Linked DNA regions of Homo sapiens: region 2 is linked to region 1. The links are chromatin loops, found by intact Hi-C in ENCODE. Cell type or tissue: Caco-2. All regions are shown on one strand. Links, peaks and the distances in the headings refer to the core of each region. The heading gives the core; the rest is flanking DNA. Region 1 overlaps DUOX1 (dual oxidase 1). Region 2 overlaps SLC28A2 (solute carrier family 28 member 2).

Region 1 (8,316 bases), core at 317-8,316:
GGATAGCCCCTGGAGGAAGGGGGTTCCAGAGCTACTGGGATGGTAGGGAGTTTCAGACTGGCAGCTCCGGCTCCTTTCCGACCTTAGGGCAGAGGTGGTGACCTCCACCACCACCACCCTCTCCCCACTGGGTCCGTGCGAGGTAGTGCAGAATTCGGCCCCTTGGGGCGCCTTACCACCTCTCTGCCTCCGTCCCCGACTTCCACCCCAGACCGTCGGAGGGCTCCGCCCAGAGTCTGGTAAGAGGTTTGGGGAAGACAGGCCCCTGGGAAGCAGCCGGCTTTGGGGGGTGGGGAGAGAAGGGGAGGGGCTCGGGCAGAGGGAACTGTGCAGTCCCCAGGCCGCCCCGGCTCCGGGCCAGAGGCAATAAATAAACCCGATCCTGCCGGGCACAGCCGCGCCCGCGCCTCCGGCGCCGTCCCCGGGCTGACGGGGGAGGGAGCGGAGAAGCGAGCGCAGATTCTGCGTATAAATCAGCTCTGGAGCAGACACAGCCCGGCTGTGAAAAGCACTTTCGAAGCATCAAGTTCCTTTCTTTGACGAGATGTCAAAACATCCCCGCCGCCCCCGCCCCGGCTGGGGGCACCCGAGGCCCGCTGGCCGCGCGGCGCCCCCTCCCCGCGGCGCGCGGCTTCCCCCGAGCGCGTCCAATTTCCTGCCAACAGCCATTTGTCTGGGAGGAGGGGAGGCGCGGAGAGACAAAGAGGCAGCGCGCCAGGCCGGGGAGCGGGGCGGCCTGCCACGCGGAAGCCGCGCGCCGGCGGAGGCGGGAAGGCTGGCGGGACGGGCCGCGGGGGCCGCGCTTGTCTCCTTGGCCGAGGAACTGAGGGCCTGCAGCGCCTCCCTCGCGCCCTAACGGAAGGGTTTGTCCCGGGCAGACCCTCGGGCGTGGCCGGCCTGCGAGCCCCTAACCACCGGCCCGCGGCCTAGGCCGCACCCCGACCGGCGCCCACCGCTGGAACCCGCCCAGGCCTCTGGGCGGGCCCGGGGAGGCCCACTGGGTCGCCAGGCGGAGCGGCTCTCAGGCTGCCCCAGGCCCGCCCCACCCCGCGGGCAGGCTGGTCAGGACCCCTCGACATGCTGGACAGGCACCTTCGGGGGACCGCTGAGCCAAAGGGCCGTCTGAGGGCCTCTTCCAGAACCTAAACGTGCAACCTCCAAAGTGTGCTGTGAATCACAGTACTTGAGAGTTTCTAAACCAGTGGCTATTTTCTCGAAATTGAGGATATGTGGTATGCAGGCGTTTTGTGGAAGCAATAGGAAGGATCACTTAAAATTGGGCACTCTCTTGCCGGGCGCGGTGGCTCACGCCTGTAATCCCAGCACTTTGGGAGGCCGAGGCGGGCAGATCACCTCAGGTCGGGAGTTCGAGACCAGCCTAACCAACATGGAGAAATACCGTCTCTACTAAAAATACAAAATTAGCCGGGCGTGGTGGTGCGTGCCTGTAATCCCAGCTACTCGGGAGGCTGAGGCAGGAGAAATCGCTTGAACCCGGGAGACAGGTTGCGGTGAGCCAAGATCGTGCCATTGCACTCCAGCGTAGGCAACAAGAGCGAAACTCTGTCTCAAAAAAAAAAAGGGGCGCACTCAGAGAAATTCCCTCAGAGGGTTGTCCTGTCTTTAAGTCGACTTGGAGAGCATCCAGCCATTTTGCAGATGAGAAAACAGGCCCAGAGAGGTTGGGTGATGTGTTCATTTGTCTCCTGCTATCATCTCACTGCCTGGAAGAGCCATGTAGGCACAGGTGCCCAACTCTCCCTTTGCTCAGAGAAGGGCTGGGAGTGACTGAGGTCCTGGTAACAAGCCAGGCGGCTCTGGCTCCCTATAGACTCCAGCTGAGTCTGCCCCCGACCCCGTTCTCTTCCCCAGCCAACCTCCTCCAGAAGCTTCCACACCCTCTGTTTCTGCCCCTCCTGAGCAGGCTCACCAGGCCTCACACTAGTGGCTGACAGGCCCTCTGTCAGGAAGGGCACCCCTGGGCCGGGGAAGGGATTGCTAGCTGGGGCACTTTGCCTTGGGCCAGCTCCTTTACTCAGGACACTGGGCAGCTTGAGAGATGTCTGGGCCAGCCTGGTGAGCTGGCTGGGTTAGTGGCTTCCTCTCCCCATGCCCCTTCCGGTCCTAGGGCAGAATAAAGAAACCCTGAAGGCAGAAAAGTGATTTATTTGGAAGGGAGACTACTGGAGCAGGGAGAAGAGGGCTGAGGAGCATTGCATACATAGGTATTGGGCCAGGGTCTGATGAAAGAACGTGCTTAAAACCTTGGGTGAAATTAGTTGTGGTGTTAGACTGGGGTGCCGAGTGGGTTTCTGTAAATGGCTTGCCATGGGTCCAGCCTCTACCTCCTGCAAGGCATTTGCCAGCCCGTCTGACAGTGGGGAGCCCAGAAGAGGAGGAGGTATGGGAGTAGGGAGGGTTCTAAGATGCCAGCATCCATGCTCCCACTGCATCCTTACACTCACCGCCCCAACACACATACAGACATGCACACACATAGTACTTGTCAGGTCAGCTTGTCTTCTGAGATTTGTTTCTGAAGTCTGGAAGCAGAGGTTTCACTTTGCCCCAAATCAGTAGCTCCCCTACTTCTCACTCTAGTCCCTAGACACTGCCCCCCCACCATTTCTCCAGGCTGAGACACATCCTGGTCCTGGGGGTCCCTGAGCCCACACATGGTGACTGACTATGGCCACCTGGAACAAGGTTGGGAGGTGGGAAATCAGAGAAGGCTGAGGCAGCCAGAAATAGGAAGAACAGAGGTGAGGTGTGGGCTCAAACCTCTGCTCAACTGGGCAGTGGGCAGAACCCCCGGGCAGGGGCCTAGAAGTTCTCATAATGGTGGGAGAAGTGAGTCCGGTCCTGCCTGTTGATGAGCTGACAGGCCTTTTCCACATTCTTGGTCATGCCAGGGGGGCCACAGCTAAACACCCCGATCTTCCGGACCTGTTGCAGGAGGAATAAGTGGAGGCTAACTCTTTGCTCAGAGGCAGGGATAACGCAGTGTTCAGAGGAAGGGGTAGCTCCCTAGTTCAAGACCAGCCTGGGCAACATAGCAACATCCCTGACTCTAATTTTTTTATTTTTAATTAGCCAGGCATAGTGGTGCACTCCTGTAGTCCCAGCTACTTGGGAGGCTGAGGCAGGAGGATTGCTTGTGCCCAGGAGTTGGAGGTTACAGTAAACTGGTATTGCATCACTGCATTACAGCCTGGGCAACAGAGCAATACCCTTTCTTTAAATTAAAAAAAAAAAAAAAGCCAGCAGTGCTCCTGATGGTTTGCTTTGTACTATGCATGGTGAGGGCTGGCTCAGTGTTTATAGGTCTAGTGGAATTTTGCTAAGTGCTAGATCAACATTTCTAATAGAGGTTGGGTTAATCAGTGTTCAAGTTGAAGAACAGCTCAGGGTCTCATGGAGGGCTAGACCAGTATTTGTGAGTAGTGACTAGCCCAGTGCTCATGGTAAAGGTTCCCTCAGTGTCCAGGGTGAGGACTGACTCAGTATTGGTGAGGGTAGTGGTGAGGGTAGCCCCGAGTTTTTGGCGAGGACTAGCTCAATGATTGAGCTCTTCCTTCTGGACAATACATCTTGGCTTCAGAGATGGCAAGTCCCTATTGCCTGCCTCCTCCTTTAGCACCTAAGGGTGACACCCACCTATCCTTTCCATTCCATTACCCCACCAATCTCCCAGGGGATGGGTTCTCATCAGCAGTCGATTTCTTCCTCGATGGGGAAGGTTTGGGAGCTTTGCTCAGACCCCAAATGATAAAGAGGAAGAGAACCTGGTTATGGGTTGGACTGACCTGGGGGTGGACCTCCTGCAGGGAGTTGAAGAAGGGCTCAAAGGGGGGACGGCCAAAGTGGGTGATGGAGCGCAGGCCTGTGAATAGACTCCGGTTCAGAACCTTCTGGAAGTGCCGCTCACAGATGTACTATGGTAGGGAAGGGTGGAACAAAGTTCAGCCAGGCACAGCTAGGGTCAATTCCTAGCTCAGACAGTGGCCCGCATACCCTCCTGGTGGGCCCTGACATACCAGCATAGTGGTCCTGAGGTCGAACTTCTCAGCCAGCTGGGTGATGTAGATGTGCACAGACACCAGGTCCTGGTGGTCATTCTCCTCCACCTCTCGGATGATGTCAGCCAGCCACTCAAACTGACGCTGGGTCCGCGTCACCCAGATGAAGTAGATCTGGGGACACAGGGCTGGAGTTCAGGACCCATCTCAGCTCAGTCTCCCTAAACCCCAGGGGTGTCCATACTGATAGAACTCTTCTGACCACAGCTAGCTTGTGCCCTTCCCTAGACAGCCTGGGGAGATGGAGTGTATGGGCCACGGGGCCAGGCTCTGAGGCCAGAGATGGAGTTGGCCCAGGGCATAGAGAGGTGGAAGTGAGAGACCCCAGGGCCATGGGAAAGATCCCTTGGTGATTGGGAGCTGATGGTCTGTGGGGTGGGAAGCAGCTTTCATGCTCAGCCTGTCCTACAGCTCCCTCCAGTGGTCCCTGGTCAGGCTGCCAGGCACCTAGTGGCTAAAGGGCATTTCACAGAGCAGCCTCAGGGAGACCCAGCAGCTGCCTGAGCAGATGGGAATGGGCTCAAAGAGATACCAGCGGGTGGAAGCTGCCCTGCGGGGAGCCCTCTGCAGCTTCCGAGGGAGGAAAGCGGGGCTGTATAGTTAAGAAGCAGAGGGCAGAGGACAGGAGGGGAGCTGTCACCCTCTGAATGCTGACAGCACATGGGCTGGGCCTCTGCCCACTGCATTCCAGCACCCCTGACTCACCTGCCAGGCCCAGAGAAACGAGCAGGGGCCTGCCACCAGGTCCAGGCTGGTGTGAAAGGACCCGTGTGAGGGCCTGAGGGTTTGAGCTGTGTTCCTGGGGCCAACCTGGCCCACCAGCCCTGCCTTGCCACCACTCCTCCTGTTCCTCTTGAGAGCTGAGCCAGTTTCACTTGTGCTCCACCCAACATGCCCTTCCCTCTCCCAGCCCAATAAGGCTCCAAGTGCTGGGCTCCTTTGTAAGAAGGAATGGGTTTCTTTACCCCCTCCAACCTTGCCTGGAGGAACTCCCAGAAGCAAATCCTATGTGGAGCACCCCTAACTGAGGGAAAGAGTCTTTGTAAACCAGGCAGGATTCTGGAGGCATCCGCAAACCAGTTCTGTCCTAAAGGGTCTAGGGATATCCTGATACCACCCCACTCACCACCCAACCCCAGGTTTCAAACCAACTTGCCCCTGCCCAGTTCAGGGAAGCCAAGAACAAAGGCAGAGGAGAAAGGCACAGATGGGTACCATGACAAGGAAGAAGGGGCCATGGGTTGGTGGGAAGTGGGGGCAGTACTCACCTTCTTACAGAACACTTGGCAGCTGACGGATGACTTGAAGACCAGGTCTTTGAGGATGGAGGCAAAAGGGGTGACCCCAATGCCCCCTCCCACTAACACTGACACCTCAAACTTATGCCACTCCTGGTGGCCCTCTCCAAATGGTCCATCAAGGTACAGCTGTAGGGAGGGGCGTGGGTTTCAGTTAAGCTTGGCCACCACCATAGATCGGAAGCCAGAAATGAGAGAAAAGGAAAGGTAGATACGTATATGGAGTGAGGGGAAGAGGAGGATTTGTGGCATTATCTGGAACAACCAGTCTCTAGATGCAGAGAGGGGAGGCACAGAGCGGGGAGTCTAGTGCTGCCGGGCCAAAGCCTTCAAAGGGGATATGGGCGCATGTGGCATGTCTGGCCAGGGTCTGGTACCTTTGGGTATCTGGCACATCTGTCACCCGTCGGGGCTGAGTAGATCTCCCTGAGGCGAGTGGTCCAGGGCCCTGCTGCCCGGATGTGCAGGCTAAGCGTGTCCTCATGGGGCGCAGAGGTCAGTGTGAAGGGGTGGTACTCGGTGGTCCCCAGAGCCAGGCAAGCGATCCGCACCCACTGCCCTGACTTGTACTCAAAGCCCTGGGGCCGCTGGAACCGCAGGTGGGTCACTCCTGGGGAGGGATGGTGGGTGAGAAGCTGCTGCCCTGAACCCAGCAACAATGTGGCCTCCAGAGAGCTCCCCACCCACAGCCTCAGCTCTGCTTCTGGAATATGACAAAGGAGGCCTCCCCCATCAGAAGCTCACCCTGTGGGGGCCCAGGCAGCACTGGGGCTGAGGGTCAGCCAGGCAAGGGGCAGCCTGGCCTGAGCTTCTCTGCTCTCTGCGATGAGAGAGGCTCAGGTCCCCTGGCAAACAGCCCTCCTTTCCTTTCCTTCCTTCCTTCCTCCCTCCCTCCCTCCCTCCTTCCTTTTTTTTTTTTTTTTTTTTTTTTTGACACAGTCTCACTCTGTTGCCAGGCTGGAGTGCAGTGGCACGATCTCAGCTCACTGCAACCTCTGCCTACCAGGTTCAACCGATTCTCCTGCCTCAGCCTCCTGAGTAGCTGGGACTACAGGTGCATGCCACCACACCCAGCTAATTTTTGTATTTTTTTTTTGTGGTAGAGACAGGGTTTCACCATGTTGGCCAGGATGGTCTCGATCTCTTGACCTCATGATCCACTTGCCTTGGCCTCCCAAAGTGCTGGGATTACAGGCGTGAGCCACTGCGCCTTGCCCCTACCAGCTCCTTTGTCCCTGCCACCCAAGGCACCTGCCAGCTCCACTGGGCCCGACCAGGAGACTGTGCGGTCTAGACTCTGCCTCTGCCCGGTCAGCTCCCTCAGTGTCACCAAGCTGATCTCCTGCCAGGCTGGTACCTGAGGGCAGCAGCTCCGCCTTCACCACGCTGATCTCCACCTTCTTCCGGCTCAGGCTCACCAGCTTGTCGCCCCCATAGATGATTGCTGGGACCAGGAAGAAGATGTGGAAACGGGGCAGCTGGATCAGGGCAAAGCTACCATGGATGATGAGCTAGATGGAGGAAAGAGCTCTGCTCAGACCTAGCGATGCCCATAGCAGAATACAGGGCCAGCTCAGGCCTTAGACCCTCCATACTTCCCCGCTGGTATATCCAGCCCCCACCTCACCACGTACCATGCTCCTTCTAGGTTGCAAAACCTCACCATTCCCAACTCCATCCTCCATAGCATTCCATGAGGAATTAGAGTATTTTCTAGATCCCTGACACCACCCTAGACCAAGTGATGTCACCTGTCACCTGGACTCATGCAGGAGCCTTCCAGTGGAAGTAGGTCTTCTACTGGTCTTGTCTCACTGTAATTCCTGTCTCTTCAAGGCAGCCAGTGTGACTTTTTAAAGTTCATTTTATCCTGTTCATCCCCAGCTTTAAAAGCTTTGGTGGCCTTCCCATTGCACTACAAGGCCTCACAAGTACTCTTGACTTCTGCCTGCCAGCCGTTCTCCCCTCCCTGTTCCTCAAACACGGCCAGTCCTTTCTGCTTAAGGATCTTTGCATCTCCTGCCTGGAATGCCCTTCTCCTGGTTCTTCCCATGGCTAGCTCCATCTCATTTTTCAGGTCTCAGTAGAAACACCACCTCCTCAGGCCTCCCCTCAGTCCTCTCTACCACATCTGCCTGTTAACTCTCTTAGTGCATGCGTTGTCATCCACAGTACTTTTGTTTTTTGGGGGTTGGGGGGACAGAGTCTCATTCTGTCACCCAGGCTGGAGTGCAATGGCATGATCTTAGCTCACTGCAACCTCCGCCTCCCAGGTTCAAGAGATTCTCCTGCCTCAGCCTCCCGAGTAGCTGGGATTACAGGCACCTGCCACCAAACCCAGATAATTTTTGTATTTTTAGTAGAGATGGGGTTTCACCATGTTGGCCAGGCTGGTCTCGAACTGACCTCGAATGATTTGCCCACCTCGGCCTCCCAAAGTGCTGAGATTACAGGTGTGAGCCACCGCGCGCGGCCAACAGTACTTTTGCTTCCTCATTCATTTACATGTTTACTGTCGTTTTCCCCACTGGACTGAAGGGGTAGGGACTGTTTGCCATTATAAGCTCCTAGCAGTTTCTGCCTGGCATATGATAGGCACACAGTAACTGTTGGGGAAAGGCGCTTCCCCAGTTTATCCTCTCCTTTTCCAGGCTAAGAATACCTAACTAGTCTCCCTTTTCCATGTAATAACTGACAAGTATCATCCAGCTCTGGTCCTTTCCCTAATAAGTTTGTCTAACATGGTCAGACACTACTTGGTCACATTCTTCCCACTTGCTTGCTCCTGAGTCTGGCTCAGTTTGACTTCTGCGTCCACCTCTCCTTAGGACCTTCCCACTGAGGGCCCAGCAGCCCCACAAATGGGTAAAATATATCTTTTCAGGCCATGTTGGCTCCTACTCTTAGAAGCCTGAGGCACTAGTGACCACCTCCTTCTC
Region 2 (8,326 bases), core at 209-8,208, 100 kb before region 1:
CAGGACCTCCCCATGTCACCCATGCCGGAGTGCAGTGGTGCAATCACAGCTTACTGGAGGCTCGATCTGAGTTCAAGCAATCCTCCCACCTCAGCCTCCCGAGTAGATAGGACTACAGGCATATGTGCAAATATGCCCAGCTAACTTTCAAATTCTTCGTAGAGACAGAATCTCACCATGTTGCCCCAGGCTGCTCTCAAACTCCTATAGCAAGCAATCTTCCTGCCTTGGCCCAAAGTGTTGGGATTACAGGCATGAGCCACCACATCCAGCCTAAGATCCATTTCTAACTTGGATCTTCCAAACTTGGGATCTGCTAGTCACCCCTGTGCCCCTGCACTCAAGGACAATTCCACTTTCCTCATATTATTCCTCCAACAATCACCCCCATGCAGCAGTATCTCCAACAGTCTAAATATATCTGTGTCTGCTTCAAAGACCCACTCCTTTAACATTTGGTACTTGCATATTTAAATCCAACACTTTACACCACTCTCTCTTACTGTCTATCTGCCTTATGTGCCTGCTGCTTTTATTTGTTTTAATTCTTTGTGTTTCCATGAGGATGACTAGTGAGCAGCCTAATTTCAAAAAGTGTCTTCACTACTGAATAAAATACAAGACCAGGTGTGGTGGCTCACGCCTGTTATCCCAACATTTTGGGAGGCCAAGGCAGCAGATCACTTGAGGCCAGGAATTCAAGACCAGCTTGGCCAACATGGTGAAACCCCGTCTCTTCTAAAAATACAAAAAAAATAATAATAATAATAATGGGCATAGTGGCACACACTTGTAATCCCAGCTCGGGAGGCTGAGGCATGAGAATCACTTAAACCCAGGAGGTGGAGGTTTAAGTGAGCTGAGATCACACCACTGCACTCCAGCCTGCGCAACAGAGTGAGACTCTGTTTCAAAAAAAATTAAATAAATAAATAAATAAATATCTTTATTTATATATGCACTATTCCAATTTAATGGCAAAATTGAAATAATATCATTATATTTTCTTCCTCATAGAGAAAATTAAAATAAAATTAGTTTTTGGGGCCTCCAATCCAAAGGAAAAAGAAGTAACTGAAGTTGAGATTATAAAGGGCTGTATGCATTAGCCAGGTGGGCATGACTGCCTTAGGTCCAAGTTAACTGCAGCCTAAGAAATGGGCCCATTTCACAATGGCTTCTCTATCTGATCCCAGCTTGTACTGAAGCACCAGGACTGCCCACTACAGAAGCTGGGATCTGGCTGTCTTACTGGGGAGCTGGGAAAATGGATGAACTCACTCAAGCCTCCAAGTGTGATTCCTATGGAACTAAGATTGGCAAATCCACAGAGTGAAAATGTTGTAATGATTTCAGCTCTCACCTAGGGAAAACAAAAATAAATAAGCAAATAAATTCAGTCCCATGCGTGCGGTCTTATAATCACAATAGAAGTTCCAGAGTACTGACAGCCCCCAGTCTTTTCCATGGTTTCCCAAGGAACATGAAAGGATGCTCAGAAAACAACTGTTCCCTGAGTTACTATAGGGATAATGACATGGAAACCACCATGGGCCTCATTGCCCAACGCTGTTCCTGTTGAAGGCTATGAATAACGAGAAGGCCTGGGAATGAGAAGGATTGCGAAGGAGGAGGAGAGAGGCAAAGGGAAAGAAAAAGAATATTAATTTGGAGCAATTTAAACTTATAAGTGAAGAAGGGGACCTTAGACCATCAAAAGATAGTGTCTGCCCTGGACTGCCCCAGCTGTAAAGACCCAGCAATTACATTATAGAGAGAAGTTGGGTCACAGTTGGGGCAGTGGTGGGGGTGGCAGGGGGAAAATAGCATGCAGACCCATAATAGCTCAGGCGCTGCAGATGAGGCTGCTAGGTAGGCTGTTCTGCTGGCTTTGTAGTTAGGCCTGCGACCCCAGAAAGGCATCTGCAGGTCTGCAACAAACCTGTTTGGCACTTTCTGTCTACCCTCAGATAACCATGGCTGAGACCTCACGGTGTTTATGCTTTTTGGATTGTCACTTACAGAAATCCACTGTTTCTCTCCCTCAATCCACTCCTCCATTCCAGAGAGACGTTTGTTCTTGTATTGAGACAGTTGCTGATAAGCCACAAACTCATTTATGAAGAACTTGATTCCCACCATCTCAGCCACCATTGGACAGTCTGTCCACTCTACACCCATCATGAAAACCATGGGCCTTAGGAGATAGGAGCAGATGACCTGAGTGAAAGAGAGATATCACAGGAAAAGGAAGGACTAATATAACAAAGGTCAGGTGCCAAGGACCTTCTCTGGAGCCTTGGCCCAATCTCTTCCACCCTTCTATTCATGCTCTCTCTTGGCTTACTGTGGGTCAGAAGGACATGCATGGTTGTTTTTTTTTTATTATTATTATACTTTAAGTCTTAGGGTACATGTGCACAATGTGCAGGTTAGTTACATATGTATACATGTGGCATGCTGGTGTGCTGCACCCATCAACTCGTCATTTAGCATTAGGTATATCTCCTAATGCCATCCCTCCCCCCTCCCCCCACCCCACAACAGTCCCCAGAGTGTGATGTTCCCTTTCCTGTGTCCATGTGTTCCCATTGTTCAATTCCCACCTATGAGTGAGAACATGTGGTGTTTGGTTTTTTGTCCTTGCAATAGTTTACTGAGAATGATGATTTCCAATTTCATCCATGTCCCTACAAAGGACGTGAACTCATCATTTTTTATGGCTGCATAGTATTCCATGGTGTATATATGCCACATTTTCTTAATCCAGTCTATCATTGTTGGACATTTGGATTGGTTCCAAGTCTTTGCTAATGTGAATAGTGCCGCAATAAACATACGTGTGCATGTGTCTTTATAGCAGCATGATTTATAGTCCTTTGGGTATATACCCAGTAATGGGATGGCTGGGTCAAATGGTATTTCTAGTTCTAGATCCCTGAGGAGTCACCACACTGACTTCCACAATAGTTGAACTAGTTTACAGTCCTACCAACAGTGTAAAAGTGTTCCTATTTCTCCACATCCTCTCCAGCACCTGTTGTTTCCTGACTTTTTAATGATTGCCATTCTAACTGGTGTGAGATGGTATCTCATTGTGGTTTTGATTTGGACATGCATGTTTGAAGGGCTACCTAACCACATCCCAGAGGGACAGCCCAACAAATGTAATCCTTTACCTGGAAAGTGAGCCCCTGTATGTCCACCAATTCCCCCAGCCAGGAGAGGGCAGCATTGATGAAGGCCAACACAGCCAAAAAGGCAATCAGGTTGGCTGCTACATTAGTAGCAAGGCCTATGGCATCTACGGCTCCGTTGCTGGCAGCTTCCAGGACATTCCTCTCCTTCCTGTGGTTATTGGGCAGAGGGCAAGAGTAGGGTGTCTACAGCAGTCTCAGCCCCTCAGAGAAGAGAAATCCCACTGTCCCTATCGTGCAGGAGGAGGGTGCAAGGCCAATGTAGAAGGTGACAGGGGTTCCTCAGTGACCCTATTAGTGGAAATTACTCTGAAGCAATATCAGATATAATTGTCATGTAATTGCATGGATGGCAAGGACAGAGGGTACTGGCATGCAGAAGCTAGTGCCAGGTGGGAGGGTTAAATGAAGAAAACCAGCATGATTAGCAAGCACCAGAGATAGGCAAGAAGGAATATGGAATCACATTATTCCCCCTCAGGGAGACTTGAAGTCTCTGCCACCACAGTGCCACTCTTAACTACAGCTCACCATCTCCCAAAGTATATGCCTCCTTGGACTCACCCACGGGGCAGCTTTACCCCCTCCTCACTCTTGAACTTGGACTCCTCCACTTCCGGATACGCTAGCTTTGATGAGGCGAGAGCACAAGGGGCGGCCATCACAGAGGCAGAAATCAGGGATGATGCATCAACCTGTGAGGCGCCAGACTTAGGCATCAGTGTTTCTATCAAACCCAACTCGAGTTCACCCAGGAGTGATCAAGCAGACTATGCCTACCCCAAAGGCTATGAAGGCTCCCAGCACAGTGCCAGAAATGGTGGCAAACCCTCCAGTCATCACCGCATGGATTTCAGAGAGTGTCATGTCCCCAAGGTAGGGACGGATGAGCAGAGGTGCCTCTGTCTACAAACACGGAGAAAACAGTCAGATTCCAAGAAGGTGTAACTCCCCATGCCAGTGTGCCCACCCCAGCCCCAGGGGCTGGACCCACTAGATACACATCCATCCAGTGTGAGCACTGTTAAGTGAGCCACAGCTTCACTTAGTGAGCACGGAGCCCGGCTGTCAGGCCCATCCAGCTTCTGCCTTACTTCCTCTGGCACCCAATCATGTCCTGGCTGGCATAGTTCTCACCTGTTTCTATACATGCTTGTTTCATCTATTGACATGTTAAAATGTTATAGAAGAGAAATGGTATATTTTGTTTGTATATTCTCAATGTCTAAAGCCACACACTTACTGAACTTACGGAATGCAGTGCACTTAATGAGAACATATTAGATGCTTAAACAGTACTCATTAAATGAAATACAAATAGATGATCCAAACCCCCTGCTTATGGATCAAAAGAAATAATGTTTGTGAAAATGTTATGAAATTATGAAGGGCCATCTATGTAAGCCATATCCAGCACTGACCTAAGATAATGGTATCTATTATTTAACAAGTACCAACTATGTGCCTAGCACTGCACTAGATGCTAAGGACATTGATATAGGTAAGGCAAAGTCCTTACTCTTAGAAGCTTATAGTCTCACATAGGAAACTAGGCTGATTATGGATAATTTCAGCAAAATGTGGAGTGCTATGGTAAAGTATCCAGAAGTACTCTGAGAACATTTCAGAAGCAGCCTAGAGCCTTGGGAGAGAAAGACCTCAGTACTAACTCCCTGCGAATGTGACAAGTCATTGTCCCCAACATTGAGCTGATCAGTCAGTAGCACATATGGAGCACCTACTCCATACAGACGAATGTACCAAGCAAGTATTATGGGGAAGAGCCTGGGCGTTAGCGATGAGCAAGATAAGTGATTTCCTCCTTAGAGACCCTGGAAACCAAGTACTGCAGGGAGTCACAGGGAGAAACCAGAATGAGGATCAAACACCCTTCATAGCCTCCGAAAGGGGATATGAATTGGACGAGGACATTCCCTACATTCCTACGTAGGAAGTGTTCATTAGAAGTGGTGAAGGCTATCCCTCCAGATTAAGTATTACCAGGGAAGTATTATTAGGCGCAAAGGGTGAACGCAATGAGCAGAGTCTTCTTTGAGCTGCTGAGTTATCTCTCATCCAAGATTGGCTGCCCCACAGTCTTCATTTATTTGACTTTTCAGAAGGAAAGCATACTCTTGTTTTGTGCCAAATTCTCAGTTCCTCAGAGGGAAGAAGACCAAAAGTCCTCAAGGTGCTTACCATACCCACAAAGATGTTTCCTGCCACAGCCAGGGTCTCTGTAGCAGTGGTGCCCATAGTGATTTGTAAAAACCAGGCGACCTAGAAGAATACAGAAACCTAAACCATTAATGTTAGCAGGAATCTTGGAGAACATCTCGCAAAACTCCTCCTCCTCCACTTTACTGATAAGGAAACTGAGGCCTAGAGAAGTAGAGCAGCAAGCCTAGGGCCAAAAACCAACTTAGAAACAGAGCCTTGACCAGAACTCAGGACTCGTTGCCTTTAGAACAAGTACATTAAAACTCAGTATCAAAGGCAGTCCAGCTCATCTTCTCTCTGCTCTGCCCTCAGCCTACCTAGGGCCTCGGCTGACAGTTTGCTATCAGGCATGCTTGAGAGGGCCTGCCTTTTCCCATTGTTTCTAACACTCTAGACCTTAGCTATGGGCATTTTTCCAAAGCTGACTGATGACAGGATGAAGGCCTGTCTCCTGACTGGTGTAAGAGAACGACTCACCTTCTGAACTACCCATTGCACAAGGCCCAGGTAGTAGAGAATGGACACCACACATCCAAAGAAAATGATGATTGGTAAGGCCTGTAATGAGAATGGTAGCAGGTGGTGAGATGTTACATTGCATACTCTGTGTTTTAGGCTTCTAAGTTAAGCTCTTAGCATTCCAAGGGTATCTCATACAGTGTAGGTATTCAGTACCTACACAAACTAGTTTAGGGATACATTTAAAATGTATTAAACCCATTGTCCCACCAGTACTAAACCACAAGCTGTTTTCTGACCCTTTTCCCCCAATTCTCATTTCATCTAATTTTATGATGGCAATGACCACAGGGAAGAAGATAGATGCCATTTCCTTTACTGATGGGGTTAAACCCTCTTGTTAGGGTCAAATTGGTATACAGGGGCGCTGATCTCTTGGACACACACTTTCATCCTCTGCTTTATTCCTCTACCCCTCCATAGACCATCATTCCTGCCCATAAAATAGGTATCACCTGAAAAGCAAAGACATCCTTGACCAGTGTATCCCCAAAGACAAAACTGGAGCCGGCCACAGTGTAGTTCAGGAAAATCTGAAGGGAAAAAAAGAAAAAGACAGAGAATAAGAATGAAACCCAAAAGGACACACAGGAAGACGAGACCAGCCCCATGCGTCCTGAGGACCTACTGTTGCTACTGAGGTTGGCCTCCCTTTGACAGCCCAGGGGCAGGCTATGTCCCCATGAGCTCTTTATTCATATTCTTAGCTGTATCCTAGTACACTCTCTCCTTTCCCAACCAGATCTTCCACCACATCATTAACAAGATACAGCCTAATCTTCTCATGCTCCTCTCAAATCTCCTTTCTCTAGGGTTCTAAAAGAGAAAAGCCCTCGCATTTAATTTCTCATACCTGGACCTGCTCTCCCAGCCACTGAAATACAGTATATCCAAGATCAGTTCTGATGACCAAGATCCCAAAGACAAATTGAAGACCTAGGCCCGAAAACACTGTCCTCCAGGACACCTAGGATCAATAAGAATATTATTTCAATGTGAGTTCTGCTAGTCCATTACCTGGTTGGAGTTTTAAACATGTACTCTGGGTGGAACCAACCTAGAATATTAACAGTAAGTCTAGGGTCTGATGGCATAGGGAGCAGGGGCAATGGTAGGGAGAAACAGGGCAGTAATATACAAAAAGCCACATATGTTCATAAGGTTTTTAAAAAATGTGTCTAGAGGTTAGATGACACTTATACACACATATATGCATGCATACATACAAATAAAAGTTTTATAAATCAATATTTTAACAGTACTATCTGCACTGCGTGTTGATTTTCTACTGTATTCTATTTTTCTCTCCTTCCTTATTTTTTTTCTTTTGTTCTTTCTTTAACACTGGCCTAGATTCGCAAAATTGGTATCAAGATTCATTAATGGATCACAATCTACAGTTTGAAAATAAGTGGTCTAGGGCCTTTGAGAATTTTTTAAACTTATCTTAGAAACAAAATTATCAAAGAGGCAAATTCTAGGGGTTGTTATGAACTAGTTCTATGCCCTTGTAATTAACACTTGATGCATACGCTTTATGATTAGCACTTGGCCCTTGGCCATGTGTTGCTATACCCAACCCAAATACCCAAAACTCACTGCGCTGTGGTGTTTGGAGCAGGCAAAGAGGATAAGGATGAACATGCAGATTCCTGCAAAGGGGATCAGCTGCTCTGGCCTTTGGGCTGTGTCTAAAGCCAACCACAGTATAAGGCCAACCAAGGAGACTCCTGCAAACACCCTGAAGAAGGAATGCCAAGACCATGTCATCAACCCAGTGAATGAAAAACAAATAACTTACAGAGAGTCTGAAAGTTATTCTCTCACTCCTGGCCTGTGATCAAAGGCCATGCATGTGCCATTGTTAGAGCTGTGGCTGCTGTAGACGCCAGTTCAGAATATACACGACTGTAAGTTTTCTCTTTAAACTCTAAGGAATTTTAAAAGGCACCAGTGGGTGCAGGAAGTCTAGGAGACTAGAGAGAAAAAAAGCATAAAAAGTATCAGGGAACTAAGGGAGACACCAATGACCACCAAATCAATTTGATAGCTTAATGTAGCTGCAAGGCTCTGTTCTGATTACTTCACTGAAGAGGAGTATGATTTTTCTCATTTCTGACACTGGCTCTGATGACAATCAGACTAAAACTCTTCTCTGAAACTAAACTCCTCCTGCCCCCCAGCAATGTTGAGACCCAAGGCTACAAGAATCTGGACTGAGGTCCTGTGCTCAGAGGCCTATTGTTATTTTTCTCTGCGCTTTGGTTCTGAAAAGCCTATGTGCAGGTCTGAGAGCCTGCTCAGCAACTATCAAAAGAGAAAAAAGGAGGTGGGCTGGGATAAGCTGTGAGGCCAGGTATTGAGATTCTTATCTTACCATTTCGTCCAAA

The links. Peaks named below come from ENCODE experiments on the same cell type or tissue, not always from the same donor. Only the 100,000 strongest peaks of a DNase experiment are listed, where the experiment ranks them.
Region 2: it touches region 1 in a loop (8-fold over the local background); 80 of 110 quality-filtered maps call a loop at or near these places.

The regions. Positions count from the first base shown.
Region 1 is chr15:45,159,409-45,167,724 of GRCh38, reverse strand. It overlaps DUOX1 (dual oxidase 1), which reads right to left. Exons shown (of 34, transcript NM_175940.3): 29 at 6,735-6,888; 30 at 5,755-5,987; 31 at 5,348-5,506; 32 at 4,038-4,193; 33 at 3,807-3,935; 34 at 2,151-2,946. The coding sequence ends at 2,824. It overlaps SHF (Src homology 2 domain containing F), which reads left to right. Exons shown (of 7, transcript NM_001394037.1): 7 at 1-511. Among named protein-coding and RNA genes, the nearest start is that of SHF, 24 kb to the left of the region's middle. RefSeq lists enhancers at 1-12, 4-93 and a silencer at 294-1,093. In Caco-2, for the core only: a CTCF peak has its summit at 4,494 (motif pointing left); DNase peaks (open chromatin) are centred at 709 and 4,504; H3K4me3 peaks cover 978 bases.
Region 2 is chr15:45,263,232-45,271,557 of GRCh38, reverse strand. It overlaps SLC28A2 (solute carrier family 28 member 2), which reads right to left. Exons shown (of 18, transcript NM_004212.4): 5 at 8,314-8,326; 6 at 7,536-7,677; 7 at 6,790-6,903; 8 at 6,392-6,469; 9 at 5,895-5,975; 10 at 5,397-5,477; 11 at 3,978-4,103; 12 at 3,762-3,892; 13 at 3,180-3,348; 14 at 2,023-2,220; 15 at 1,282-1,363. The region is part of intron 1 of SLC28A2-AS1 (SLC28A2 antisense RNA 1); the gene reads left to right. Among named protein-coding and RNA genes, the nearest start is that of SLC28A2-AS1, 12 kb to the left of the region's middle. In Caco-2, for the core only: no CTCF peak of the experiment used is centred there; a DNase peak (open chromatin) is centred at 3,237.